Regions from separate parts of the Mus musculus genome. Here all the other regions are linked to region 2. Evidence: chromatin loops called from intact Hi-C (ENCODE). Cell type or tissue: heart. All regions are shown on one strand. Region 1 overlaps Pcgf5 (polycomb group ring finger 5). Region 2 has its middle 61 kb from the start of Pcgf5. Region 3 holds the start of Gm32027 (a long non-coding RNA gene).

Region 1 (8,000 bases), 91 kb before region 2:
GTGTGAAGGTGCCAAATTGCTTGGAGCTGAATTAGTCAGTTGTGAGCTCCCATGTGGGTGTTGGGAATTGAACCCCGGTCACCTGGAAAAGCAGCTAGAGCTGTTAACCAATGAGCCGATCTCCAGTCCTGTAACTAAAATTGTTTAAAAACTGTAGACCCATGCCGGGTGTGGTGGCGCACGCCTTTAATCCCAGCACTCAGGAGGCAGAGGCAGGTGGATTTCTGAGTTCGCGGCCAGCCTGGTCTACAAAGTGAGTTCCAGGACAGCCAGGGCTACACAGAGAAACCCTGTCTCGAAAAACCAAAACCAAAACCAACAACAAAAAAAATTAAATAAATCCTTTAGTTACAAAGGCATCAATGTGATTTACTTGGGATACCTTGTTATAAAATGTTACATAAATTTTACATTCCAAAAATTAATTTTTAAACATGAAAATAAACATTTTCTATAAAAATTAGTTTGAATATATTCTTACTTTACTTCCTTTGCTAGAATTTTGCTATAGATCAGAATCATCAAATTCACAATTAGATATGATTTTACGTACCTCATAAGAACTTGGAAGTTTTAGTTTTAAACTTAGAAACTTTTTAATAGTTCCTACAGTAACTCGTGTAGAACAGCGAATAAATTTCTTCATGAGACCCTAAAGGAAACAAATGACAAATTAAAGACTTTCACTTGTTTTTGCTAAAACCTTCAACCCTTCTGGTATGGAGGCATATTCTTGTGATCCCAGCATTCAGAAGGAGGAGGCAGGATCTGAGTTTGATTCTGCGTGGGTTGCAAAGTGAGACGGTCTCATTAGACCACCCCAAACCAACTAAGCCAAACCCAACCCAACCATCTAAACTAAACCACAGCCAAAGGCATGCTTTTCACTATCTATTGAGTATTTTCTAAATGCAAAGCAAAAATGTTCAATTCTCCTAAGCAAAATGTTCCTAATTATAGCCTGTTATTTACATGACATTCTTCAAGAATATCATTCTAGCGTGTGAATTAGCAAAACCCTGTCAAGTACGCAATCTGTCTTTCTCTAACATGTTTTTTTTTCTATAAAGAAAGCAGAGTTTAAGTAAAAGGACACAAAATATTTTGTTAAATGATGTTACTTCTGAAAGCAGGAGGCACTTGTTAAGTATAATGGAGAACCTAAAAATAACTTCAGAGACAGAAGTAGTTTGACATTAGCCTTGGGAGAGTTCTGGATACTGCATCTGCTCCATCCACAGCCGCCTTAGTACCTGCAAGCTATACAGTGTGGGCTCTGGGTTGAGGAAAAACACTCCCCAGGGACAGGCTACCGAACATTACTGTACATCACTAAGTTCTGTATGCCTTGATGTGTCTCTTGTTTTACATGAAGAGTGCTTCTGATTCACTCTTTAAGCTTGAACAAAGCCCCCCACCCCAGGTGACCTGTACTGCCTCCCACAAGTTATTAATAATTCAGAGTTGTCAAAATAGTTAAGGGAACATTTTTAGGACATGACAAAAGAGTGTTTCTAGAATTCATAATTCAATAGACTGACACAAATCTAACACAATTCCAATCTGTATTATGTAAAAGTTGATTTGTAAATACTTAGAAACAATGAGCACTTTCTCCAGGAATATTTTATAATGGAACCAAATGAAACTTGCACTGCTTCCTGGCTGTGTGCACCTGAGAACTACTGTAGAGCCAGCTACAAAGAGGGCAACGACGGTCGGGGGCAGAAGACAGGATGGTGGAGAGGAAGTAGGAGCAGAGCTTCTCATTCTTTCTTTCCTGACATATGGAAAATGGAAGCACTGTGATACACACCAGGGGCTCACAAGAGACTGCCGGGGAATCTGTGCCTAACCCTCCTTGCTCAGCTATCTGGAAAGGATCAGTATTTCTGGTATATCTGCATATCAGAAGATATACTGCATAGATACAACTCAATGATTCTTCAGTTTTGTGTTTAGTATTATGCTTTAATCTCTACCAATCAGAGGAATTGCAAGCATGATTTTAACTTCTTAAATTGAAATACAACACCATAAAGTCACTGTCTAAAATGAACAATTTAGTAGTTTTTATAAAGTTGTTCAACAATTACAATATCTAATTCCAAAATTTTCTTTTCCTCCAAAGAAATCCTTTACACACGAGCAGTTAGCAGTTACTTCATATTCCTGTTCCGACAACCCATCTAGCAACTACTCATGTGTTGCAAGTGACAGATCTTTTTCTTACTAGTTATATTAACTACCACATAATGAATTCATTTGCTTACTATAGTCAAATATATTCATTGCTGAAAGATGCTGATTAAATGAAAATCTAAGTTAAAATTATTTGTTTTTAATTTCCCAATATAAAGTACCATTATTAGTAATATAATAGCAAAGAAATTCAACCCAAAAGAGCTATAGATTAGCATAGATGAAGAAAATTAGAAACAAAAAATAAATATGAACTTGTGCATAAAACAAAGTACAGAGAAAATCAATGCCCTCAATGACTAATAAGTGCTTGGACAAAGTGACAAAAGACTACTTAAGAACTAAAGTAGTAAATATTTATATGAAAGCTGCTGCCAACTAAGAAACCAGGACACGCTAGATATTCAAACCCCAAGGAAAATAAACCACGGAGGCAGCAGTGAGCTTTCAGATCTAAGAGTCAGAGCAATGTTTAGGAGACAGGATGAAGAACAAGGATTATGTAGACAATAATAGAAGTCTCTAAGGAGTTTATCCACTCATAGACACTTGATAACACAGCTTTACTTCAAAACCTACTCTTCTCTTAATAAAATATATTAGCCATGACATGAGGCTTATAGAGTTTTAACTAAAAGCAGAAGACTACACAACATGATTGAGGTTAGGCCTGGAGAGACGCCTCAGCAGTGAAAGCCCCAGCCCTCTTCCAGAGACTCAGGTTCAATTCCCAGCGGACACCCACAGGGCAGCTCACAGCCACCTGTGCTTCCTTCTAGGGGTTCCCACACCCTCTGCTGGCTTCCACTGTCATCATCACGCATACGCATGACACACAGACATACATGCAGGTAAACCACCTACACATATAAAATAAAATTAACCTCTAAAAATAATAAGTTTAAAGATAATAAAATGGTTGGAGACACAGCTTAAATCATCGGTCTGAGTTTTGGCTGCTGCATTATAAAAATTAGCCACTAGATGGTGGCACTGGTCTGGGAGAACTGGGCTGGGAGGACAAGCTACCAGGAAAGCAACACTGGCTATTCCCAGATTTGGAATTTCAGAGAATGGTATTCAACTGCATTACATTAACAACAACAACAACAACAAAGGTAAAAGAAATGAATTCTGCCCACTCACCTTCACTACGTTGTCCCCTGACTGCCCATTATTTCGTAAACAGTCCAGACAGATAGCAATTTGCGGGTCACTTCTATGATAGTCCTTATCATCTTGGTTTTCATCACCTTCCTCATCTGCTTTAGACTTGTCAACCTTCGAAATATCATCTGTATAATTGAAGCAAGACTCATGTAACTCAAAGTTTAAAGTCAAGCAATAATATGGCACTCACCAAAGCAATGACCAACCTAAAATATTTCATAACCTCTCTGAAGACTGACTGAAAATATCAATACTTTCTGAAACCCTTCAACAAAGTCAACAATGGAAAGAATATCCATCAGAGGCCATCAGAAACTTAAAACAGCGTAATATTTCTAGACTTTTTGTATATCCTGGTTTATGAATTTTATCTTACTTTTCCTATTTTATCCTTTTAAAATATTATTGGATTTGGTCTTTAATTTGGGGTGAGTTTCACTGAGCTTCATGTCTGGTTTATAAAAGACAGTATCTGTACATGGGTTTAGTGTAAATGTGGGAAAAGAAAGAGCCTTCTTCTCACCTTTGTAACATACAGAGTAAGATTCGGGATTAAGAAATATTCTAGATTAGCTATATTTGGACACAAAAAAGTGCAATTAGTGGTTAAGACACTTTAGAAGGCAAATAGGATACAAAATTCTTCCTAATTCAATAAAAGATGTGTTCAAATTAAAACTAAGTTGGTATCCTAAAAGTTCTCAAAACTTGAAATTATTTATAAAACCAACTACAGAAAAAATAATTGTAAAAACACGCTTTATAGCCACTTAACATGTTAAAAATTCCATTAAGAAAATTTGAATATATTTCCTATAACAACATTTACTTATACTGTTACATGAATACAACTGTATCGACTGACGTATATGGAATAGCTTGGACAACGCGTTAGACGTGCAGTGTGCTTAGTCTGAGGTAACAATAACACGATTAAAGGCATGAAGACCGAACAGGAGATACCCCCCGCCATAGGCTCATGTGCTTGAATGGCGGTGCTGTCTGGGAGGTTACGAAGCCTTTACGAGGTGGAGCCTCGCTGGAGGAAGTGGGTCACTGGGAGTGGGTCTGGAGGTTTTACTCCCCAGCTCCACTTCCTGGTCTCTTCTTTGTGACAATGGATTCAAAGTGACCAGGAGCCTCCTGCTCTTGCTCCCATGCCTTCCCTGTCATAACAGCATCCCTGAACTGTCAGTCACAGAGTAATCAACTTCCTTTCTCCTTCCCTTTCCATCTCCTCCTGGCTGCTTCTTGTCACAAATACAAAGAGTTACCATTCTCATCATTATGGTGCTAGAGCCCAGGAAAAGATAAAAGGGCAAGTGCAGGGTGAGGGATAAATGAAATACACAGCTAGGTAATTCATGTATCCTCATTTACATAGAACCCATGTACAGATACTGTCTTTTATGAACCAAACACCTAGATCAATGAAAAGCCTTCCCCTCTTCAAGTTAAGTCTAACTATTGAAGCCATTCCGTATCCATCTTAAATGGCACTGATTTTATGAGACTTTATAACTCATAAAAACTCCTATGTGAACTGAGAGACTAAATTCACATATGCACAGAGGCCACTTTGATTTTAGAATCCTGAATGAAGTCTGTGTGTAAAAACATGAAGAATGATATTACTTTATAGCTAGATATCCTTTTTGTGGCTAACATAACAGCCACTCTGTATGTACATGCATACACATACTCTGGCCAGTAATACGTTCCACTCTGCTGAAATTGTTGTTGTTACTGTGTGTAAATGTGTGCATGGATGTGCATGTGTTCATGGAGGCCAGGAGTCAGTCAATCTTGGATGTTCTTCCTCAATGCTATTGACCCTGTATTTTTGAGGTGGGGTTTCTCACTGGCCTGGAACTCAACTATTAGGCTGGGCTGGCTGACCAGCAAACCCCAGAGACCGGCCTCTCTCTGCCTTCCCAGTGCTTACATAAAAACCGTGTGTGCAGATACACATGTGGATGTCAGAGACAAATCTCTGAAGTCAGTTTTCTTTTGTCATCTTCAGGGACTGAGGGACCAAAGAGTCTGTGCAAAACACTTGTACCCACTGAGCATCTTGCTGGCCCACGCCTCTTTGTACATGACTTCTGGGGATTAAACTCAGGTCCTCGTGCTTTTGAGGCAAGCATTTCACCCAATATGCATTCCAGCTCTCTCGCTCTCTCTCCTCCTCCTCCTCTTCCCCCTCTCTCTGTCCATCCATCTCCCTCCCAGCCCTGCTGAAATTATTATTACCTGGGTCTCCAAGTAGAAACTTGGACACTGAGTCTGGTGACAGGAACATCTTGATGAGTACACAGAGACACTTGCTGACAGACCTAAGACCTAAGCCTGAACCACTGTTCCCACCTGTGTTCCCTTCAGAGCGTCAGAGCACAACAAATCCTGACCTGGTTCTCAGCCACACTCCACCTTTGTCCCTATTAAAGTGGCGTAAAGTGAGGTAAGACTGAGATGCTCTCAGGATCGAGGTGCACACGAAGCCTGTTTCTTACCTCAGACCTTTTCCTGTCTTGAAACTATGGCTAGTATTTCTATCCCGTTTTCTCCTTCCTTTTCTCCCCAAAGTCCAATGTCCTCTTTCCAATTACCTTCAAGAGGAGTCATGCAGTTCTGCATAGATTCAGATAAACTCTCATGCAGGGCTGCATGAGTCTTGCACAGGAAAACGTTGAGTGTGGAAAGACATTACTCTACCAACATAACAGAAAGCAGAACACGAGAGAAGCCGTCAGACAGTTACCTTGCCCATTTTCTTGAGGTTTGTTTTTCTTCCAAAATTCCAACTCACGCTGAAGTTCTTCTAATTTGAAGGAAAAAAATATGAAAACCATAGGAACATGAACTCTTTAATGGAAATACAAAACCCTAGTCTGTAGAACCCAGGGAACTCACGTTCTCGTAGTCCAGGCACTAATTTAAAGATAATTTCCTCCAACGTGTTATCCAGCCTGCAGAGGGTAGGCAGTGGGGATAAACAATGATGATATCAAAACCCAATATGCAAACAGTTTGTGATTTCTTACACATATTAGGAAACACAGGCAGACGATTTGAGTGTATTCACTACACTACTGTTGCCTGCCAACAAAGCACACTTACTTCAACAAGCCTTCCTCTGGTGGTATTCTTTTTTTTTTTCCCTGAGACAGGGTTTCTCTGTATAGTCCTGACTGTCCTGGAACTCTCTTTGTAGACCAGGCTGGCCTTGAACTCAGAAATCCGCCTGCCTCTGCCTCCCAAGTGCTGGGATTAAAGGCGTGCGTCACGACAGCCCGGCCTCTGGTGGTATTCTAATGCGAAAAAATAGTCCCAAAGTTCCCAGCCTTCTGTAGATGTACACTCTGCGCCTTTGCCATCCTTCCCTTGTTTAAAAAGTAGATCCCAGATCTGGGAGAACTCCCAATTCCAAGAATAAGAACTACCCTGGAAAACTGCTTAGACCAAAAAGAGTGTTGGACAAATGATACTGAGCTTGGACCTAGCCTTAGGGGGCACTGCACTTCCTTCTGTGCTCCATGGAGAGCAGCAGGAGGGCCTACATCACTCCAGGGCCAGTCCATCCCAACACATGGCGGACACCGCAGGCAATTCAAGTTGCAGGAGTGAGCAGAGCTAACTGCGGGCAGACTGCTCATTAACCCACTCCAAAGGTGAAGAGCGAGGGATACCTGCCTGCCAGGAAGCATTAATTTAGGTGTGCTTTGTCATGCAGCAACAGCTAACATTCTCACTCTTCAAATCCCGACAAGAATTTATCATCTTTTCTAAAATCAAATGCTCCCCATTTCCTTCTCTGAGGAATTCAGGCAGTGTGACCATTCTAGATCCATAGACAAACGTGCACTCATCTCAGCATTCTTATCTTCTGTTCCTGGCTGTGTTTCCTCAGCCCATTCCTTTGCTTTTCTACAACACCCGCTCTTGCTTCAGCTTGGTCCTGCTAACAACATTCTTCGCTGACATCAAACATCTAAAGGGGCAAGATCTTTCCTTAAGTGTCTTGGAAAGCTATTTCTGGAGGTGGAAAGACGGCTCAGCAGTTAAGAATACTTGCTGCTCTTGCAGCAGACTCGAGATCAGTTCCCAACACACAAGTGGATGGCTCACAACTGCCTATAGCTTTGGCTCCAGATCTAATGCCTTTCTCTGGATTCTGCACATACCTGACACACATATGGATATATATAGACACTTTGTTTCCTAATCTTTTTTCAACCTGAATTTTTTTGAAAAGCATAGTTTGTTATGTTTGTTCTATACTGTTATTGCTTTTACCTTCCTAAACTCCCTATTAATTAGTCCCTAGGACCAGGATAGTTTAGCAACAATCTGACAGCATGGTGTAACACTAATGCCCGGAAATTCCCTTCCCTCATTTTAATTTTTTGCCCTGTCTATGTGCCTAAGTATTTTTTTATCCAACTAAATTCAGACCCCAGTGTTGGGGAGCAGGCCCCAGGTCTCCTCACAGATATCAAATCTGGATGGTCAAGCTCTTCACAGAAACTTCCCTGTGTAGGACTATATATCTAATACGTGTCTTTCCGTAGCTTCAGACCAGCTGTGTGTAGTCTGCATATAGTAATACAATGGAGTGTATTGTTGGG
Region 2 (8,000 bases):
GTTTTTCTTTTCTAAAATCGCCATGTATTTTCTTACGATTCTTTAACAGCTCCATGTAACACAGCCTTTGGTTATCCATCATACTTTCTCTAAGTAACTTTGTAAGGTTCTCCTAGTCTCTGATTATCCCATACACTTCTCATACTGCCTTTCATATAGTAAACTAAGAGAATGTTTAAGTTAATCTACATAGTGTATAGAATAAAAATGTAGTTAATTTATCAATGTTTATTAAAACAAATACTTAGGAGGCCTAGAAACTAAGCTTTTTTTTTTTTCAGTTCACAGGATGTAGGAATATAGGTATCACTTTAATTAAAAATTAAAAATTCAGAACAGCACAAATGTAGCCTGTTCCTAAAACCAAAGAGTTGGGCCAGACCTCAGGGGCCACAGGGGTCATTTAATCCCTCCGTGTCAGCCCCACGGATGCATACGTGTGGAATGTAGAACAGTTAGTATTTATTTTATTGTTGGTTTGTTTTCTTTTGAGACCAGGTGTCATTTAGTAAAAGCTGGCCTTGAACTCATTACGTAGCCCAGGATGACCTTGAACTCCTGATCCTCCTGCCTCAACTTCACAAGTACTGGGATTACAGATGTATGCACAAACACACCCAACTTTCAGATATAACTCATTAAGAGCCCTTTCTATACCAGGTCCTTCTACAGTAGACCATGCTCACACAATCCTTCAGTGTACACAGCACCAATGCTGCCACCACTATGTGCACGCACGTGTACACACACACACACACACACACACACACACAAAATGAGAGAACTTCTCCCAAAGTCAAGTACCTCATTATAGAGAGGGCTTCCTGCTAGACACAGAACTGAAATTCAGGCTTTCTTTTCTACTGACTATTGTTACAAATGTAAGACCCACTACGTGAACAAACTTATGTCTCCAGATACCACTATGCTAACCAAGACAGAGCGCACATGAAAAGTTCCATGTCACTTTCATTAAAACTTAGAGACATTAAAATTGGTAGCATCATCACCATAAAACTGCGAAGGCCTATTCTTATTTGCCAGAAAAACTCCTTTCCTAGTTTTCACTTCTTAAGTATGTTATCCACTGAAAAGCCATTTGTCCAACCAGATTCAGCAAGTATTTGTTGAATCCCTCAGATGGGAGACATGGGAAGATACAAATCCAAGTGAGGTATGATTTTACTCCCTGTAAAGTGTTCACAAGCAAGAGGCAGACAATCTGTTAGTCGGAGGAGCAATTCCTCCCCACCTGTTGGTACTTGGACTAACGCTGGGGCTTCCACAACAACACAAACTCCAGATTCTAGGTTCTAGTCCCAGCTCTGAATCTTGAGCAAATCCCTTTACTACCTAAGTCATTTCAGAGACGGTTCTGAAAGGATGTAGCCTGCAACTTCAAGATCTCTTGTAGCTAGCTCTAAAATGCTGTGTTCTCTGAACTCGGTCTTGAAGTTACACTTCCAGAAATGACTAGTTGCGAGGATGAGGCAGGGCGGCCACTCCTATTCAGCAGTGGACCGTGGAAACACTGAGAGCTGACTGTACTGCTACGAAACTGAGGCTGAGTAACACGCTCTGCAGTTTATTCTTTATAATAACATACTTTATCAAGGTAGTCATCTGAGTATTAAGTACTACATCCAAACCGTCCTCCCATATTGACTTGTAGCTCTAATCCTTGTGATATTCAATCGAGTCAATTAAAGGATAATTTTAGACAACACCTTTTAGCTACTATTCTGTGTCCAAAATCAACAACACATTAGAGTTAGGGCCCCTGACAGAGAAAGAACGCTTTGAGTTTGTTTAAATTAATACTATATTATATTACTGTGACAGTTTTCACCACCACTAAGAATGAGTTTGGTTTACAGGTAGGAGGAAAGAGGAATGAAGAAACACCAGTGTTCCAAACGAACGGAAACATTCAGGCCTGGGACAACTTGACTACGCTGATTTCGCTTTAGCAGTTTTTCCATTTTTAAACTAGTAGCTCTATTTTTATTTACTCAGTAATAAACGTGGTGCCAAAGCTTCATATCCGTCTTCATAGTAAGCATCTTACAACAGGATGCTTAAAGGTCTGTCACTGTGTGCCCTTAACTGCACAGCGGAGGAAACGGATCGATCTCGAGAAAATCACACCGGTAAAGAGAAAGTGAGAACTGTACCCTACTGGCAACTTGCCCACCAAAGGCAAGGCATTGCAACTGTTGAAGATCGTCCTGCCAAGAATGAGGGAGAGAAATGTATTCATTCGGCATGTCAACAAACATAGGGTGCCCCGAATGTATATGAGGCTTCTGTTGACTCGAGTGTATACATGAACAAACAGGTAAAGTCTTCCACTTTCTCCTCTGTGAAATTTACATTCTTGTAGGGGGAGAGCAGACTTAAATAATGCTGCTACAAAGTATTTTTTTTTTAGCGATTAGGAGCTATTAAGAAAATAGGAGGGGTATGAAGTAGTTTAGGAGGACCAAGAACTAAGAAGTATGGTGATCAAGAGTATTTGTGGGGGCCTGACACTGGAGGTGAGCCCCAGATGACAAGAAAATTTGCTCTGTAGTCCTTCAAGTGTGGGGTGGGATGGGAACGTCAAGTTGGTGTTCAGGAATAATGACAGTAGGAAACATTCTGTATTCATGAATGAAAAACGAGATGGCCTTTTAAAACTTAAAAAAATAAAGCTAATCTTTATATCATCTACTTGAGGGACCAGTTGTTTAAGATCGACTCACTTTTAAGGATTCTGCTAATTACTTGGCAACTGCTGAAGTAGACACAATTACTCGAATTCCAACCATGCTGCAGACCTCCCTCACTTGACACCATTCAAATTCTGAATGGGACTGGACCGGGCCCTGCAGCGAATCAGCGCCTCCTCTGCTTCATTAACCCAGCCAGGTGGAATCTCATTACCCTTCCAGAAAACGAGAAGCAAGACTGGGGAAGGTGGGTTAGCCCTACACCCCGAAAGTTACTGTGGCAGGTTTAAATTAAAAAAAAAAAAAAAAAAAAAAAAAAAAAAAAAACCCGCCGCCCTCTCGCATGAACTCCCCCCGCCCCTCCGGGCGTCAGCCCTCGCAGAAGGGCGGCCCACAGCGAGTACGCGCGCGCGTGTGGAGCCCGCGTGAATCATCGGAGCGCGGTCCACCGGGGCGATGATTCATTCACCGCTCCGGAGCTCCCGGCCACACGTTCCCGGCGTACTATGACGGCCGCACACGCAGCTTCCTTAATATTAAACAAATGTTTCAAAGTACAGACGCCTGCAGCGAGAGACGCGGAGAGCCGGGCTAGGTGGCAGGGAGCGAGCGTCCCGGGGCAGGCAGGGGCGCGGAGAGCAAGGTTGGCTCCGACGCGACCCCCGAGGCGTGCGGTGGCGCACAGGTGGGTCCCCACCGTCCTCGCCGCCGCGCTCCCGATCGCCCCTCTGCTCTCCGTGGCATCTTATATAATAGCCCCAGCCGATCCAAACGGAAGCGGGGCGCGCGCTGCCAGGGCCGCCCGGCAGAGGTGCTCACTCCCGGAGCCCGAGGGGCTCCCCACGCAGCTTCCAGGAGAGGGGGGTAAAGGCCCCGAGCGCCCGCCCCGCGCGTCCCCTCGCAAAGGCGCTCGATCCTGGCCGGTCCCCTTCAGGAAGCCGCGAGCGTCACCAACTGCGTCAGCTTCTTCAAACACCGTGCCCTGTCTCTCTCCAGCCCGGGAGCCTTCGCCGCGGGGCCGGGGCCGCGAGCCGCGCTGGCAAGCGTGCCTCGGGGGAGGAGAAAGTTCCCGGGGACCCTCCCGTAGCCCGCCCGGCCCAGCCGCGCCGCCAGCACCCGTGCCCCGGCGTGGGCAACTTGGGACCCCCGGCTGCGCGCGACCCCTACTGCCTGCCGAGCTCTCACGGCGCCCGCGGGGATCACGCCCCGGGCCCAGCGGAAGATCGGCCACGCTTTAAAAAAGGGGGAAAAAAACTTCGCAAAGCCGGGAAGCCTCCGGGGTCCCCGAGCATCGCTCTTACCTAGCTCTCGGGAGGCCACGTTCCGGGCGGGCCGCACGGGGCGCGTGGTGCACGAGCGCGCGCGCGTGGGGCGGTAGGTGAGCAGCCCGCGCGGGCGGGGCGGAGCAGGACCCGGTGGCGAGGCGCGAGCCGCGCGGGCGGGGGGTCCGGGTGGCCCGGCCGCGGGAGGGCGGGGAAAAGGACGACGGCAGCGGAGCCCGCGGTGACCGTGACGGTGGCGGCGGAGGCGACGGCGATGGGCGCGGGGCGAGCGCGCCAAGGGGGCGGAGGAGTTGCCAGAGGGTTTGTTTACGCATTGCTGCCCGGCTCGGGGCACAGCCCGCACTCCCTGATTGGACACAAACTGGGGCACAGCCTCTCGCCGCCGCCCGCCAGGCCTTCTGGAGCAGCCGCCGCCGCTGCTGCGTAGCTCCTGGAGCGCCTGCGGGTCACAGCCCACCGCGGTGCCTGGGCTTGAAGGGGAACAGCAGGGGTGACCGGCAGGGTGGGCGTGGAGCGAAGCAGGCTCCTGGAGCTTGGAGCAGCCCACCTGTAGTGGTGCGACCTTGGCAAGGAGAAACTTGAAACTTCTCTGGCTTGGAAACTGCCTATGCTCCAGGGGTTGATTAGATACCCACCCTGCATCCCCTCCACCCCAACCCCACCAGGAAGCTTGCCTTGAGCAGATAGAAAAGCAGCTCAAATATTAATAAGTCTTTGGTCAAGTCGAGGCTTCTTGTCGAAGCTGATCCGTAGGAGCTCACAGTACTTCTCTGCCTCCCGCTTCCCTGCTTTTAATCTCCTTGCTTCCACATGACATTCAAAAAGTTGTCCCTCCCAGAAGTGACCTCTTCGCCCTGGTGCTGAGCATCTTCTGAGACTTCCCATGGTCTCGGCTTCCTTCACAGGCGAACTTGCACATCTTCAGCCTTCTTTCTACTGCCCAACTGTCACCTCAGAACCTGAGGCTAAATACCATGCCTCAATGCGTTGGCAGATTTTCATTGCCTGAATCCTGTTCTGTTCTCTGCCAGAGAGCACTGGGCTTCCCTCTACCTGTTCACGTGCTCCCGATCTCAGCTTCCTCCTACCACAGCAGTGTGTAGTCTTCTGGATTCCCTTACTGACATCAGTCTGATTTGGGGATCAGTCTCTATCCCCAAGATACCTTCCTCCCTCATTCTATTCAATGTCTTGAGGAAAGTGACCAAGTTTCAACAGGGCTCCAGCAGCCTGGGAGAAATGAAACTGAAAATTATCCTGTGTTGTCTGAGTGTCTGGGCCCAGGGAACTTTGAATCTTCGAAGAACTGAGAACACAGACTCCCCATCTTGTCGAAAGCAACCGCTTTTGACACCCAAGTGTGTCCTCCGTGTTTCCTGTCTCTGTATTCACTCCCTACATCTAACTGTGTGCCTCTGGACTCAAAATGGGTAATCAGCCCTAGGTGGTATGTGACTGAGCTCTGCTGCAAAGTGAATAAAGACAGTCATAAAGCAACAGGCACAAACTCAGTCATTTTACAGATGATTAGGGATACTAAGAGCCATCTAGTCCTGATAGCATAGGTGGATTCATCTGGGCTGATCAAACACTACTTCTGATCTGTCATGAGATGGACCCTGGTCCGTCGTGACTGCTGGAATGGCTGGATTTCTTTGTCTAGATATGCTGCATATAGTCCCATTGGGAAGACATCTGGACTCTGGAGAAGCATCCAATGAACTGTTTCTGTCTCAGATAGTTCACATAAGCTACAAATACATGGAAGGAACTTCAGTTGCAACTAAGGGAGGGTAAGGCCATCCTGAGATTAGCTGTCAATAAAAGCAACCCCTCCCCAAGGCTCCAGCTTGGGGGTGGGGGGAGGGCGAGCAGGGGCCAGTAGGAAGGAAGCACCCAGAGCAGTGGGGCAGATATCACAGAGTGGAGCTTCTCCTGGAGACCCCTTCAAAGCAAAGGGTCCTTCCTCCTCTCCTTCCTTTCTCAGCCTCCCAGTCAGCAGCACGTGGAAGAAGCATGAGAAGCCAGTGCACTTGTAACTACTGGCTAACGCATGGCACGACCGGTGTTAGGGAAAGGAGAATGCAGCCCAGAGCGTCGTGATAGGTGACAGATGTCCCAGGCTTGGGTGCAGCATCTGATTGCCTCTGGGACTCATCCTCCAGGTCGGTTTATTCAGTGTGAGTGAACACCCTGTTCAGTCGCCCACCCCCTCTCCGGCACCTTGTCCTCCCTTTGTATAGTGACTTCTTTCTCCTAGCCTTCTCCTTTCCTACATGGCATCCTTCCTTAGCTGTCCTTTCTCACCTTTCTGTTTGTGCTTCCTTCCTTCCTCTCTCCTTCGATTCTCCCTCTCTAGGTTCTGGTCACACCATCCCTGTGCCAGCTGCGGGCACTGGTATGAAGAGCCATGCCCACCTTTCCCGTTAAGGCCTTCAGATTTAGATGCCACTGTGCTGTGGCCCTTTCACACACAATGCTAGACAGCTATCTTATGTTATCTTCAGTCTTCAGCATACACTCATTGGTTGAGCACCGCTGGATAGAATTTAGTGGCTTGCCTATTGTCTGTCCTCAAAGGAGCCTCTGCTTATGCAGGTCACTTGACGACACCTGCTTACTCTTCGAGTTAGGTTTCCCTCCTCACTTTCTTATCCTATAATTTCTCATTATCAGAAACGCCTCCTCAAACCCCAAATCCCAACAGTCCAGGACGTCATTTTAAGTCCTCAACTGGAGGAGGTAGCATCTCATCACATTTGTGAAGGGGGAATAAGATTTGAAAGGCCCGAAATTGATCAAGGAGGAGCATTTTTGGTGGAACAGGAAATAATATGGTCCAACTTGGCTGAAACATGAAGGAAGGCTAACAAATTAGAGAATGTTCCATCATAGTCCCCCAAAAGAAACACTGTTCAGAAACCTACATTAAATCCTAAATACGTGTATAGTTCGGATTATTCGAACCATCGCGTTTTACAGCCACAGAGGAGTGCTAACACTGTCTAGCCCAAAAGGTTTTAAAATAAGAGATCCATGGCTGTAAGGTTCGGGTACTTGAACACCAAGGTGATTGAACATGGCCATTGAAGTCTACTCATATTCAGATACCGTCTCTGATAAATGTTGTGCCATGTGACCTTGAACTCACATACCGTTTCTTCTTCAACACATCAGGGAAAATAATATCATCTACTCCAGTGGCTTTTGTGGAAATTAGTATATATAAAAAACTTTATAGTCAGTTTTGACAACATAGACAGCCAGAGAGCAAGGAGCTTAAACAGCAAATATTTCTTCCTAACTTTTAAAGTTCAGAGTTCTATGAGAATATTCTTCTTTTCAGCTGTGCAAACAGACAACTCCATGCATCCTGGCAGTGGAAATGGGGTGGGTGAGATAGGATTCAACAGATATGGGTGCGTATCGTCATGCTTCCTTCCCATGCTAGAAGATACCAGAGCTGGAACGAGTCTCTCAAGCTTTTAAAGCCCTCATTGGGAATGTTTGATATGATATGGGCAGTTCTAGTGCATCGTATGCATTTGATGCCATCAGTGGGGACATGGCACGGCACTAGTTTGCTGTTTAAAGAAGGTCTCAGTCAGGCTTGGTGGCGTGCACACTTTTAATTCTAGCACTTGGAAGGGAGAGAGAGGCAGGTGGGTTGCTGTGAGTTCAAGAAAAGCCTGGTCTACACGGTGAGTTACGGTGCAGCTAGAGCTATGTAGTGAGACCTTGTCTCAATGTACCCCCTGCCCCTGAACCCCAAAAAAGGAAAAGAGAAAGAAAATCTTAGTTGTCTTTCTAGTTCCAATTCCTGTCTATTTCCTGACTACAATGGCATACTATGAAATTCCAGGAGGACATGGGCTATATTATCCTGTCAGTTCTTAAAAAGACATGTTTTTCCTTTATCTTATAAAGTCAGTAATTGTTCCACTTTTCTGTCTTACTTCAAGCCAAATTTATAATTCAATACTTGATCTCTAAAATCTACCTTATA
Region 3 (8,000 bases), 84 kb after region 2:
CAATGAAAACTGGCATGCTAGGCTAGTCAATTGCACATGTCACATAGTTGATACCAGGACTGTTACACGGACCACACTGAGTACCAAAGACGTGCCCAACATTTACTTGTCAACTGTCTGCAACACGTGGTCTTGTCTGAAGCCTTTCCTTAACTTTCCAGGAAGACCTGGCTACTTTCTTCCTATTCCTATAGTTCACTATGCCTGTGCCAGGGGGTTTGGGGTTTTTGTTGCCATTTGTTTGTTTGTTCATTGTGTGTGACACACATTATAGTCACCTGGGAGGAGAGAACCTTATTTGGCAGATCTCCATTGGATGGCCTGTAGGCAAGTCTGTGGAGCATCTTCTTGATGAATGATTTACTGGGAGGATCCAGCCCATTATGCAGGGTGTCACCCCTGGGAAGGTAGCTATGGATGATTTAAGAAAGCAAGCTGAGTAAGCTGAGGGGAACAAACCAGCAAGCCCTGTTCCTCCAGGCTCGGTGGTCTCTCCCCTGGCTTCCTTTAGTGACAGACTTTGACTTGCCTTGTAAACCAAAGAAACACTCTCTTTGCAGGTTGTCTTGGTCAGAGAATTCTGTCATAGCAAAGGAAAGCGAAGACAACGCCCTTCATCCAAAACACTTAACATTTTATTGCTCCCCCCCCCCCCCCACATTGCTTTTGTTTTCTATTTCTAGAGTGGAAGTTACTTCAGGGAGGGACTGCATTCCAATTTTAGGATTACAAGCCCTTACTGTAGCAGTTTGCCTAGAGATTAGACACTCAGTAAAGGCCCGTTGGATGGATAAGTGTAGAGTCATCTTTGGAAAGCAAAGCAGATATCCATGTTGGATTCTCTTCCTCCACTTTATGTGGTAAGTTAAGTATTTTAAATTAGCGTTCCTTGGATTCTCTTGATTGCAAATGCCAGTGAATTTGTCCTCTGTAATGGATTTAAATAGCCGATAAGGATCCTGAGAAGCTCACACAGTTGAACTTGTGAGCATCCAGCCATTAAGACAGGGTTCAGAGCCCCAGCCGCCTAAGGATCAACAACTTACCAACCTTCTTCTTAGAGTAGATACAGCCTGGGCTGTCTTCTGTTCCATTTTGTTTGCCTTTAGATCTTCTGCAGATTGGCTTCTTCCAGCTTGTTAGGTTTGGTGACCTTGGCCAACCAACCTCAGCAACAATGACAACAACAAGAACAAGCAAACAAATAACCGATAAATGGTGTGTCCAGAGTTTGAGTGTTGAGAGGTTTTGTGTGTGTGTGTGTGTGTGTGTGTGTGAGCATGTGTGTGGTTGTGGGTATGATGCAGAGGAGCAAGGCTGCTACCAGGAGTGAGAAAGAAGTCTTATCACTTTTATGAAGGATAACTTGCAATGTAAAAGAAAAAGTTGTCATCAGTAGTGAGCGGGAAAAGAAAGGCAGACAGACAGGCCAAGAGCAGAAGCAGTACAAGGAAGCTAGATACATCTTCTGTCTCTACTCCACTAGTAACAAGGGCTTGGGCAGTCTCTGGCGTATCTGTGTGCCACAATTCCACGCATGCCTTTCTGAACGCTGTCCTCCCCTAGTAGAGAGCCATTCAAGCCATGCGCAAAGCTTCCCTCGCCGCTGAGCGTTTTATACGCCTTCCTAGAGCAAGGCATGGCTTCTGACTTATTCGCTAGCTTTGACTCTCCTCCATAAAGCAAGACCGACAATAGCACCTACTTCACAGCATAGCTGTGAGGCTTCAACAGGAGCCTGCTTTTGTGCATGCCTGAAAAGTGGCAGGGCAGGAAGCTTGTCCACTGTAGAAGAGTTCTAATCTCAGTCAATGGGATTTCTGGGCTCGTACTCCTTCACTAGATCTATAAAGGTCTATTCATGGGGGCGGGGTTGGGGGCTGCCGCACAAAGGTGCAGTCTCGCCCTGCTCACCACAGCCCGTTATTACATAAGAGCAGTTGGACCGCAGTTCCCCTGAGAGGCAGGAAAGGAAGAGGAGAGTGAGAGAGGGCTCGGAGGCCTGCATGTAACTAACAACTGTCATTAGAGTTGGGGAAACTCGTGGGAGAACTTTTGTTTTTCCTTTTAATGGCAGCAATGGTTTACCTAAAAGAAATGGCCCCCTTTGAAAGAAAATAAAGACCGTTTCCTGACCCTGTATCCTCCTGATCCTGCCTTTAGCCGACTTACTTTGCAATTCCTACCCCAAAATCCCTGTTCCTAGGATGTGATGTAGAAGTTAGTCCTGTCTCCCGTTATCTCACTCCAATTTCTTGGTCGCCTCAGGAAATGCAAACTAACTTTAATATTGGTTTAAGCAAAAAACAGAACAGGATTAGCTGGATGCTAAGAAGAAATAAAAAACACTCGCTCAAGCGCTCAAACAGAGGAAATCAGAGGGAGCTATGCTCCCATTTCTATGCGCCCCAGCAGAGCAGTAACCTGTCACTTTGCCGGTGACTTTTATCTCTTGTGTCTGTCAAGGATCTCTGAGCTTGAATAGCAGCATGACTCGAAAAATGTATACAGTACTCTTATTCTTGTGGGCTAATGTGAGGTGTGAACAATCAGAACAACCCCTCCACTGAAACAAAACAAAACAACAACAAAAACAATAACACCCTCACAAAACGAAGTTCAGAAACCACGAGGCAAAGTGAGGGGGAACAATTTTCTTCTCCGTTGATGCTTTATGGTTTATTGTTTTGTGGTTATTTTCACATACTTTACAATTGTCCCGCCTTTGTCATTATTTCTCTCAATAGTCATCAAGGAAAATATTGAAAATTAACACATTGTCTGTTCCCTGGTGGCCACATTCAGAACTCTGAAATCATTGTTAGTGGGGTCTAGTGGGTCTGTCAGATTGCTAAGTGAGGAGACTCTTCAGCATGCGGAGAGATAGCCAGAGGAGCTGAGGCATCATGGGAGTGCTTGTAGCCTTTAGTTCATTTGATTCAAGCAACAGCTCTGTGAGGTAAGCTTTCTGTTTCCCATTCTGTGGATGAGGAAATCCAGGCTTACATCCTCTTGCCCAAGGTTACCTAACTAATAATAAATGAGGAAGTGCCATTTCAATCCATACAACCAGAACAAAACCATAACCAACATTTATTAAGCATTTGACATTCTAGGAAACCTTAACAGGCTTGGGTGTTTTAGCTCATTTAATCTCCTGAGCCACTCTAGAGACAGGGACTGTGAACTTTTCATTTACAGAAGAAAACTCTGAAATATTCCAAGAGAATTCCCATATGCCCAACTCAAAGCCAGCACACTGGCAGGAGATGGGGGTTCCCATCTGTACTTTAGTCTTGAAAGGGGTCTTCATGCCCTGGGGGTATCATTGTGGCCCTGGCATAAAGTGCCTGGGTTTCAGAAGGCTGGTGGTATGAGCTTTGCAGTAGACTGTTCTGGCAATTATATTAGTAAGCAATTACACTGTGTTCACTGGTAGAGATGTTGTTCCAGAAGTTGAGTCAGAGGACATTTTTTTTTAAGAGAGAGAGAAAATATACTATACTCAATATTTCCTTTTAAAACTTGATTCTCTAATCTTTTTCTGCCTCAGGGTTACACTGCTGAGAGAAAATGACTGAATGTCTGCCTCTAGGGCTTTCCAATGTTGCTCACGTGGCTGGGGCAATTTTAGGCTCCAAGAAGTAGCAGAGACCAATCCCTGAACTGGGTACCAAGCCAAGAGATCTCCAAGGTCATTTCCAAGAAGAAAAATCAATATGTCTGGAGAAGTGGGATCCAGCTCAGAAAGTTGGGTCACGACTGGGCCATCATAGGCATTTCTCTGGCTGGTACAGGCTGTCATTGACCCTTGTAGATGTTAAAGGTCAGTGCATATCAGTGCAGGTTATATTTACACCATGGGCTAAAATTAGCTGGCATGCTCTCCTGGCAACAAGGAGGATATAAGGTTCCCGATTTATCCAGCAATGCTAATTTTGGCAAAACCCAAAATGGTTCTTGTGTTCTCAATGGATAGGCATTCAACTAGAATAACATCCTTTCCCTTCCTTTCCCTCTTCTAGTCATTATAGGAAATGTCAAATATAAACCTAGCTGACTTTGGTTCAGCACAAATTCTTACAAGTATGGAAGTCTTAATGGGGGTCTTGTAAACTCCAAGGGGTTAGCAACGCCTCAGTCTAGAACAAACCACAAGAATGACATGTTAACACAGTTTTCAGCAAATATCCGAGAACAGTGAGCCACTTCATTGGAACATTTGCATTGTGTTCCTGGGCTATTCAGGGGAGGGTAGAGGAGGCCTGCTACTCATGGTGAAGGCAGCTAGCTCTAAACCTCCCTTAGTGAGGGATGACCTGTGTGTATGGATTCAACATGAAAGACTGAGGAGATCCGTTATCAAAATGTACCAAAGAGTTGTACTGGGACGTGTGCCAGGCACTTGTGATACAGCCAATAGAGAGCAGACCAGGTAAGAGAAAGAACCTGGATAGGTTTTAAAATAAACCTGGTCCAAACTGCATGGATGGTCTCCTTGGAGAGCCAGAGAGATGACTTCTATTTACTGATCAACTCTCGGCTTGTCCTTAAAGGGAGACCAGTGGTCATAAAACTTAAATAAAGTGCCTGGTGTCTGGAGATAACTAAAAGACTTAAATGAAGTGCTGGGCGTCTGAAGAGGACTAAAAGAATAAACATGGGGGATGTGGGAGAAGTATCACCTGGGAAGATCAGGGAAGTCTCAAGAAGAGGAAGCAACTGTGATATTAAGGTGCTGGAGAGATATACTGGAAAATGAAAGAAAACCATCTGTTTTACTAGATTTAAAGATAGATGTCTGAAAAATAAAACTTTCCCATTTTTTTCTCTTGCCAGCCTCTGTAAATTTGTGCTTACTGATATCAAGCTAGGACTATGCCTTTGTCTAAGTATTATTTTTTTCTTCCACTTATTTGCATGATGGTTTATTCTTGCATTCTTTGATATGCATGCAAAAGAACCCACCACATCTTAGAGTTAATTTTTAACCTAGTATTTCATGTGTTGAGCTTTACAACGTAGTTACAAAGGAAGGTCTAGTTTTCCAATGCTTTTATGAATTCATTTTGTCATTCATAGCTTTGATTTATCTTCAACTAATTTTGTAGGGTCTGAGTTACTTGATTCAACTTTCTCTCTCAGACTCAGGTCATTCCTTTGTTTGAACAGCATGTATTAAATAAATAATATTTTCCCCAATGAATTAAAATGTCAATTTATGACTGTCTAAATGTATTTGAGTGTGTACTGTATTTCAATTAGAAATACATTTGTTTAATTGACTTATTACCACATTGCTTAAATTAGTGTGGTTTTATAATGTGCGTTAATGTTTACCCATCCATTTTAAATTTTAGAGTGTTTTTAGCAAGTCGAGGTTTTTGTTTTTTTCACATAAAAACATATGACTTAGCTTGTTTTAACTTCAAGTAGTTTCTATTGGTAATTTAAAAATTTAATTTTATGTGTGCAGCTATTATGTGCATGTTTGTCTGTGTGCCCTGTGAGAGCCTTGTACCCACAGAGGACAGAGGAGGGCATCAGATCCCTTGGAATTAGATGGTTGTGAGTTGCCATGTGGGTTGTAGGATTCAATCCAGGTCCTCTGGAAGAGAAATACATGCTCTTAAACCACTGAGCCATTTCTCCAGTCTCCATTTGGTAATTTTATTGGAAGGTATTTCAAAATTATAAATCCACTCTGTAAAAATTGACAATTTTATGACCTGAGAATTTCCTATCCAACAACAAACAACCCTTCCACTTGCTCACTATTTTCGGTACCTCCACACAAATGTTCCTTTTCCTTTCTGTGGATTGCCAGGGCCTCATGCACACTAGAGGGGAGATCTGCCACTAAGTTACACTCTCAGCCCCAACATGTTCTTAATAAGCAACATATATGAAAGACTGTGGTCTGGGTATGAAATCTCTTCCACAGGCCCATAGGCTTTTTCCCAGGCTATTTTGGGAAGCTCTCAAAACATTAGGAGAAGGACCTACATGGAAAAAGTGGATCACTTGAGGACATGTGCTTAGAGGCTGTATTGTGTCCTGTGTCTTTCTTATTTTTCCCAGTCCTGACCATTGCTAGGTAATGAGTCTGCCCCACTCTTTTCTGGTTGACTGCTGTGTAGTAGTTTCGTCCTAGATTGAAACATTCCATTCTCCAGGGAAGTTCCTGAGGACAGAAAGTAAACAACTCAAAATAGCTTCAGGAAGTCCCTGAAACTGACGAGATTCACTAGGCCCCTCTACTCTGTGAGTAAACACTAAAGACTCCTGAGAAATATTCTTAAAGAAGCCAAACTTCAAAGAAGACTCAGACCAGCTGAGTTGCCCAGAAGATATGTAGATCAATTCATCCACTTGGAAAGAACATTCTCCAGACTGTAGTTGCCTGCACGCCATGGCCATGTGTTGTGCTCTGAGCTCCTAGCTGGGCCTTGGTGATGCAGCTGTCGTTGAGTCATTTCTGCTCCTGTAAGTAACCCCTTACCCATATCCCTGTAATTAATCCCAATGAAACTCATTGTTCGCCAAGCTGGACTTCCGTGGTAGTCATACTTTGGTCTTTTGTGGACTTCCTAGCTCAGGTGAGCAGATAAGTGTGAGCTTCAGCCCCCCAGCAAAAGTCTGTCACACAACACATGTGTATGGATTTGGGGTCATTTACTTGATTATGGGCAATGTACCAGTAGTTACATCCCTGAAGAAAACATACAACCACATTCAGAGGACATTGACTTCCAAAGCTTCTTAAGGATAGAAACTCAAGATTGAAGGGACTCGCCTGCTTAGGCATGGTGAGCACGGCTCTGGCAGGCCTTACCCTTCTCTCCCATTCCATCTACCTCGCTAAAAACCTTTTGATTAAATTCCTAAAACTAGCCACCAAGGTCTAGTCCCTTCCTCCTCGTGAGGCTGACGATCGATCAAGGTCCAGCTATCAAAGTATTGGAGTGCAGCAATCAAAGCCCCCTTTGTCTCACCTAATTAACAGGCACATCATCTTTACTCAGGGTTTCCCCTTGTACCTTTATAAACTGTCATTTTCCCTTGTGTCATGTCTGTCTCCTCTCTATCTAGAGGCAGTAGTCCTTTGTCCTCTAGGACAAATGCCCCTCCTCCCTCCCTCTTGTTCTCTTCCCCTTCTCCCTCATTCTCTGTCTCATGTCTTGGTCTCTTATTCCCTGCCCTCTGTCCCCCTGGGGCAAATAAATCTCCTTTGTGCTGAGAATTTGGTCTTGGGGGTCCTAATCTGATACTCTTCCATGATCCCCTGCCCTATATGTGTTGGACTGATGGGCTCCGTCTTGTGCCGGTCTTGTATGGACAATGCAAGGTCCATGTATAAAGCACAACATTTCACAGTGCTCATCGCCACACCCCCCTTACACCCTTCAGATCTCTCTCCTGCTGACTCTTATTTTTGACCTTCAATCTCATCTTCTCTTGCTTTTTACAACCCCTTAATTCTTTATAGCCCATTCTAGTATCTACTTTGTACTTCAGTCAGTTCACAGACTGCATTCCCTCCACTCCTTCCTGTGCCCTGTAAATTACTGCCTGAGATCTCTGCAAATTGTTTTCAGTGTCTTAGGAAATTATATAAAATAGTTTCTTGGTTATAGTTTGAGAGGCAACTGAATTTTATGATCTTATATTAGCTTCTTTGTTGCTTATTAGCTATAAGTCTAGTTGCTGGCAGTAATTGAATTAGGGTTTGTAGGACTTTCCTTTGATTACCACATTCTGAACCATTTCATGCTCGCTATCGACACCTTGCAACAACATGCTTCTGTTTCTTTTCTCCCAGACCTTAGGACCTGGTTGACCTCCATTTATAATTGCAGGCAGATCTAGCTCAGGGTTTGGGGAAAGAAAGGGAAGAGAAAAGAAAGGTAAATCTGAAACCAATCTTTTGAAGAACAGTGTGTTCCTCTGAATGTTTTATAGAGGGGAGTTGCTAAGAATGTTAGTTATATAAAGGTTTG

Evidence for each region. Peaks named below come from ENCODE experiments on the same cell type or tissue, not always from the same donor. Only the 100,000 strongest peaks of a DNase experiment are listed, where the experiment ranks them.
Region 1: it touches region 2 in a loop (4-fold over the local background); 2 of 42 quality-filtered maps call a loop at or near these places.
Region 3: it touches region 2 in a loop (3-fold over the local background); 7 of 42 quality-filtered maps call a loop at or near these places.

The regions. Positions count from the first base shown.
Region 1 is chr19:36,435,496-36,443,495 of GRCm38, reverse strand. Pcgf5 (polycomb group ring finger 5) reads right to left here. Exons shown (of 10, transcript NM_001368691.1): 4 at 6,286-6,341; 5 at 6,134-6,193; 6 at 3,349-3,497; 7 at 554-652. Among named protein-coding and RNA genes, the nearest start is that of Pcgf5, 30 kb to the right of the region's middle. In heart, a CTCF peak has its summit at 3,170 (motif pointing right); no DNase peak of the experiment used is centred here.
Region 2 is chr19:36,344,582-36,352,581 of GRCm38, reverse strand. It overlaps a transcript of Pcgf5 not described here. Among named protein-coding and RNA genes, the nearest start is that of Pcgf5, 61 kb to the left of the region's middle. In heart, a CTCF peak has its summit at 3,541; DNase peaks (open chromatin) are centred at 3,141, 3,621 and 4,221; H3K4me3 peaks cover 2,404 bases; H3K27ac peaks cover 1,940 bases; H3K27me3 peaks cover 496 bases.
Region 3 is chr19:36,260,453-36,268,452 of GRCm38, reverse strand. Gm32027 (a long non-coding RNA gene) reads left to right here and starts at 4,260. Exons shown (of 3, transcript XR_386674.3): 1 at 4,260-4,435. In heart, CTCF peaks have their summits at 3,610 and 5,528 (motif pointing right); DNase peaks (open chromatin) are centred at 3,832 and 4,362; H3K27ac peaks cover 2,362 bases.